Regions from separate parts of the Homo sapiens genome. Here region 1 is linked to region 2. Evidence: read pairs that join two places in POLR2A ChIA-PET (ENCODE). Cell type or tissue: IMR-90. All regions are shown on one strand.

What was found. Peaks named below come from ENCODE experiments on the same cell type or tissue, not always from the same donor. Only the 100,000 strongest peaks of a DNase experiment are listed, where the experiment ranks them.
Region 1: POLR2A ChIA-PET joins it to region 2 with 11 read pairs; 2 of 35 experiments call an interaction of 5 or more read pairs at or near these places.

What each region holds. Positions count from the first base shown.
Region 1 is chr11:64,071,514-64,074,013 of GRCh38, reverse strand. All of the region lies in intron 3 of MACROD1 (mono-ADP ribosylhydrolase 1), which reads left to right. The region is part of intron 1 of FLRT1 (fibronectin leucine rich transmembrane protein 1); the gene reads right to left. Among named protein-coding and RNA genes, the nearest start is that of FLRT1, 37 kb to the right of the region's middle. RefSeq lists a silencer at 523-711. In IMR-90, no CTCF peak of the experiment used is centred here; no DNase peak of the experiment used is centred here; H3K27me3 peaks cover 213 bases.
Region 2 is chr11:64,299,698-64,302,197 of GRCh38, reverse strand. It overlaps KCNK4 (potassium two pore domain channel subfamily K member 4), which reads right to left. Exons shown (of 7, transcript NM_033310.3): 7 at 2,167-2,500. The coding sequence ends at 2,472. It overlaps CATSPERZ (catsper channel auxiliary subunit zeta), which reads right to left and starts at 1,840. Exons shown (of 5, transcript NM_001039496.2): 1 at 1,767-1,840; 2 at 1,211-1,541. The coding sequence starts at 1,787. KCNK4-CATSPERZ (KCNK4-CATSPERZ readthrough (NMD candidate)) reads right to left here. Exons shown (of 11, transcript NR_133662.1): 7 at 1,767-2,500; 8 at 1,211-1,541. RefSeq lists an enhancer at 1,946-2,500. In IMR-90, a CTCF peak has its summit at 1,028 (motif pointing right); a DNase peak (open chromatin) is centred at 1,027; H3K4me3 peaks cover 378 bases; H3K27me3 peaks cover 1,378 bases.

The DNA of each region.
Region 1 (2,500 bases), 230 kb after region 2:
TCAGGGCCTGGCCAGACGCCTCTGCCTTGTGCCTGGGCCTCCAAAGCACCCTGGGGGCTCAGGGCCCCAGCCTCCCTCCCTGACCTTCAGCCCAACCAACCCTTCAACCCCAGAGCCCCTAAGTGGCTGGGCTGGATCCGGGTCCCCAACTGCATCTCTGGCCCTGCAAGGCTCTGGGGGCTGTGGGCCCCCCTCCCCAACACAGGGCTGGATGCGGCTGCTGGGTTTCTCAGTGGGAAGCTCCAGTGTTTACCCTGCCGAGGCCCAGCTTTTACTCCCCAAGGAGTGTGTTTGGGAGGCGAGAACCCACGCGCACGCACACTCTCGCATGCCATCTGATGTGCCAGACCTCACAGGCTCCCGGCCCAGACGTACATGTGCACCCCCAGCGCTGGCTCTGGCCTGCACCTGCCGTACCTGGGCCAGGCCAGTGGCCTCAGCACGGCAGGCAACTGGCACTAATTTTGAATTAGTTAAGTTAATTAGTAAGTGCCACAGAGGACCTCAGCTAATCCTTCCACCAACCTCCAGTTTCATGCTGTCCACCTGACAGGTGCCCAAACTAAGGCTCAAGGGAGTTAAGAGTAGAAGCCAGAAGTTGCAAGTGGGGTTCAAAGACAGGTCTCTGGGACCCCCAAGTCTGGTCTGGGCTGCCTCAGAGCAAAGCCAGGATGGGCATGGGGGAGTGGGAGTCTGCTGGGGGCACAGGACACTGGTTAAGTGACAGCCGGTTGATCACAGCCAGCTCCATCAGCACAGAGCGGGTACCCAGAAGTATCTCTGAAGAAACCGATGGCCGGATGAGGGGGTAAACTTAGGCAGAAGCAGGCAGCCCTGGGAGTCTGTGCCTGGTGCCCCGTGGCCCTCAGAAACCCACGGTGGGGGTCCCTGGCCCCCTCCGCAGCCTCTTTGCATGTGTCTGGGCACCCTGGAGCAGGGACAAGTGGCTCTGTGCCGTCAGGAGCTGGGCCTGCTGGCTCTGCCTCTGGCTGCCTGTGGGTGGGTCCCGACCCCTCTCTGGGCTGCAGGACCCTTCAGAAGACAGGGCAGTTAGAACAGATCAGAGGGTTCCACTTTGGGGAAGGTCACCTTGAGAACCTGACTCTTTTGAGAAAAAATAAAGCCCCTGCTCCACACGTAGGTTTATGTGGGATTCGGGGTTCACAGACCCTCAGACGCTCTGGTTGGGGACCACTGAGCCACATGCAGGGTGGAGCTGCAACACAAAGCAAGACAGAGATCAACCCCAGATTCCAAAAGCAGTTGCTTCTTAATGTATTTCTAGTGCTTTAAGACATTAACTCCTCTAATCCCCAGAACAGCCCTATAACCAGGGCATGGGGAGAACAGCCCTATAACCAGGGCATGGGGGCGAGGGGGCTTTGTTATCCCCATCTGATGTTTGTGGAGACCAAGGCCCCAGCAAACATGGCCAAGGCCACACGTCAGGATGCAGCGCAGCTGCTATGTTATTAGTTTCTGTGGCGGGTTCACGGGTGCCTGGTTTATCATCATGCTCGTAACTTATGGAATGCCACATGTACGTTTCATATTTATCCAATGTTATGTAATTATTATTTTTTTTTTTTTAAATGAGCCGGATCAGCTGACCTTCTAATTTTGGCTTCTGGGATTCCTGCATTGCTGGCTTCCACGGCCTCTGCCAGAGGCAACCCCCAAAGGCTCGCCCTGGTGCAGCCACAGGCTGCTACAGTTCTGGGGCCTGGCTCTCCAGGGCCGGCATCACCCCTGTACCCATCTGTGGGTTGGGTGCAGAACCAGCCCCTCCATCCCACAGCAGCTGAGGATGAAGCAGACCCTGCTCCCGACCCCCAAGTCCCCCCAGGCCCAGCCACAGCTCCCACTCACTCCCACCCCTGGCTGCCAGCCGGGGCAGGCCCCAGCGGTTATGAGTTCAGCAGTCGATTCGATTCGGGCTCACATCATCTTGTCTGCCGGGAGGATTTAGTGCGCGCGGCGGTCAATAGTGCGTTTGTTTTGCTATCGACCTGCTGGAGCGGCTCAGGAGCCAGCCCGTTCCCCTCGGCAGCTGAGGCCTCTCCAGACTGCAGAGCCGGGACCTAGAAGTGTCACTGGGCAGATTAGGGGTTGCTTCTTGAGGCGCCCTCCCAGGGCTCTCGCCACTACTGCCCACGGCCCACAGCCTGGCCTGGGTGAGTCTCGATGCCCCTTAAAGATCCATCCCTACCCCTTGGCCTTTAGGCCCCACAGGCCCTGAGGAGGATGGGGCAGGCCAGTCTCCTGCCATCTGTGACTCTAGGGCCTCCTGCTTGACAAAGGGCCTTGGTCTCATGACCACCCCATAACCACCAAGCTGGGGGGCTCTGTGGTTCCCACTTCACAAATGGGGAAACAGGTCTGGAGAGGTGATACGACAGAACCTGTAGTGGGAAGAGCGGTCATTTGGGGAAGGAAACTAAGGGGCAAGGTTTCCCACCCTGCCCAGAGTGGGCCCCTGGTCTGGGATGGGCCCCAGGGT
Region 2 (2,500 bases):
CAGCAAGTGCTCAATATGTAACCATTGTTATACTGTTATTGGTTCTTACTCTCTGATGAAGTAGTTTGAGGGGGTGCCAGACAGTGCCCAGCACGTAGTAGGGGCTTAGAAATTGTAACCAGCAACTGACTAATGGAAAGACGTACACCTCCTCAACCAGCGCAAATCATAAGACAAGGAGTTAACTCTTGCAACTGGTGGGATGATTCCATTAAAAACACAGGTCTCGCCGGGCATGGTGGCTCACACTTGTAATCCCAATACTTTGGGAAGCCGAAGCAGGAGGATCACTTGAGCCCAGGAGTTTGAGACCAGCTGGGGCAACATGTCGAAATTTTCTCTACAAAAAATAAAAAATTAGCTGAGCAGGATGGTGCCGGCCTGTCCTCCCAGCTCGGGGTGGTGGGGGTGGCTGAGGTTGGAGGATACCTTGAGCCTAGGAGTTTGAGGCTGTAGTGAGCTATGATCACAACACTGCACTCCAGCCTGGGTGACAAAGCAGGACGTCATCTCTAAAAAACAAAGGCCGGGCGCAGTGACTCAAGCCTGTAATTCCAGCACTTTGGGAGGCCGAGGCCGGCGGATCACTTGAGGTCAGGAGTTCGAGACCAGCCTGGCCAACATGGTGAAACTCCGTCTCTACTAAAAATACAAAAATTAGCCGCACGTGGTGGCGCGCGCCTGTAATCCCAGCTACTCGGGAGGCGGAGGTTGCAGCGAGCAGAGATCGTGCCATTGCACTCCAGTCTGGGCGACACAGCGAGACTCCGTCTCAAAAAAAAAAAAAAAAAAAAAAGTGGGAGGCGGGAGGATCACTTGAACTGCAGTGAGCTATAATCGCACCACTGCACTCCATCCAGCCTGGGCGACAGAGTGAGATCCTGTCTCAAAAACAAAACAAAACAAAACAAACAAAACAAAAAAACCCCGCAGGTCCTACCACGGGGTCTTTGCGCAATTTATTTGGTGCGTCCTTCCCCGGACTCTGCGCGTCACGACCGAAAGGCCTGTTACAACGCCTGCCCGGGAGGGGGCGCTCCAAGAATGCCTGGCGGATTTAAAGGGCGAAAGATTGGCGCGGGCGCCTCTCCCAGAGAATCCTAGAAACTTGGATCCCATCAGCTTCCCCCCATTTTACAGCTCCAGAAATTGAGTCCCTGGCCAGCTTATTGCCCTGCGGGTGCCCACGGCCTGGCGAGGCCACACTGACCGGCCTCGATCTGGGATGCAGTGTCCTTCTCCCCCAGATTGATTTCCATGGAGCTGCCGCGGTGCAACTCCAGCTCCACCAGCGCGTGCTCGTCCAGTTCCTCCGGCTTGTGGCTGGCCTTGTACCCCTCGTCCAACGAGCCCCGCCCCGGGCTGTGCCACCCGCGGGTCTTGCTAATGTTGCGGCCCTCCTCGTCGAAGCCCTCGCAGACCTCGGACAGCGGCATGTTCAGCTGTGCCTGGGACAGCGTGGTCGTGGTCCACAGGTCCCGAGTGTCGCTATGCACGCTCTCCTCGTCCGAGCCTTGGCGGTCGGAAGACTTGAGCGACACCTGTGGGCCACATACAAGGAGGGAGCCAAGGGTCGCGGATGGCTGGAGCGGGAAGGAAGAGCGGGCTGGGGAACTGAGCCGGGCCGGGTTGGGGATCCCGTAGAACGTGGGGTTGGGTGGGGGCTGCGGGCAGCCAAGGCTGAGTAAGAAATAGCGCCAGGGGCCCGAGTCGGACCAAGGGTGGGTTGGAGCGGACAGGGTAAGGGGCCTAGGGAGACGTCTTACTTTCGAAGGCTTTTCCTCCATGGTTCTGCCCCAACGGACCCAGACGCCACAGGCCTCGAGACGAGAAGGGAGTCAACGCTCCAGGAAGGGGGCGGGGCAGGGTCTCTCGCGCTGGGAGAGTTCAAACGACAGCCCTCCACGCGAGATGCCATTCTCTCTCCCCTGCCTCTCCCTCCCTGCACCCCACCCGCCAATGTGTGTGCAGAGGCTGGAGACGCGCAGCCCATCCTGGCTGATCCCCACGCCGGACCCTACACAGTCTCCTCCAGGCAGAGACGCGGGCCTGAGAGGGCCGAGACTTGACCGACCTGGGTGCCCGGGGACCCTCGGCCTGGGGGTCACGGGAGGCCAGAGGTGCCCCCACGGTGGCCCGAGGAAAGCAATTCCACACCCACTCGCGTCCGGGAGCGTCACGCCCGCAGCGGTGCAGACCGTTTTCATTTATTGATGCAGGCTTTGAGGCACAGTCGTGAGGTGCTGTGAGGGATACACCCGCCCGGGGCAGCGACACAGAAAGCCTTGGGGGGGTCTAGAGATGGATGGAAGTGAGGGAAGGGCCGGGGCCAGGGAGGAGGCGGAGAGGCAACTGTAGCCTCCTCCCCAGACTTCAGTCTCGTGGAAAGAGGGCTCTTTGGTCAAACAAGCCAGGCATGCCGGGGAGAGCAGAAACGAAGCCCTTGAGAGGCCCGGCCAGGGATCCTGCCCCTACACCGGCACGCCTTTGTCTCGGGGAC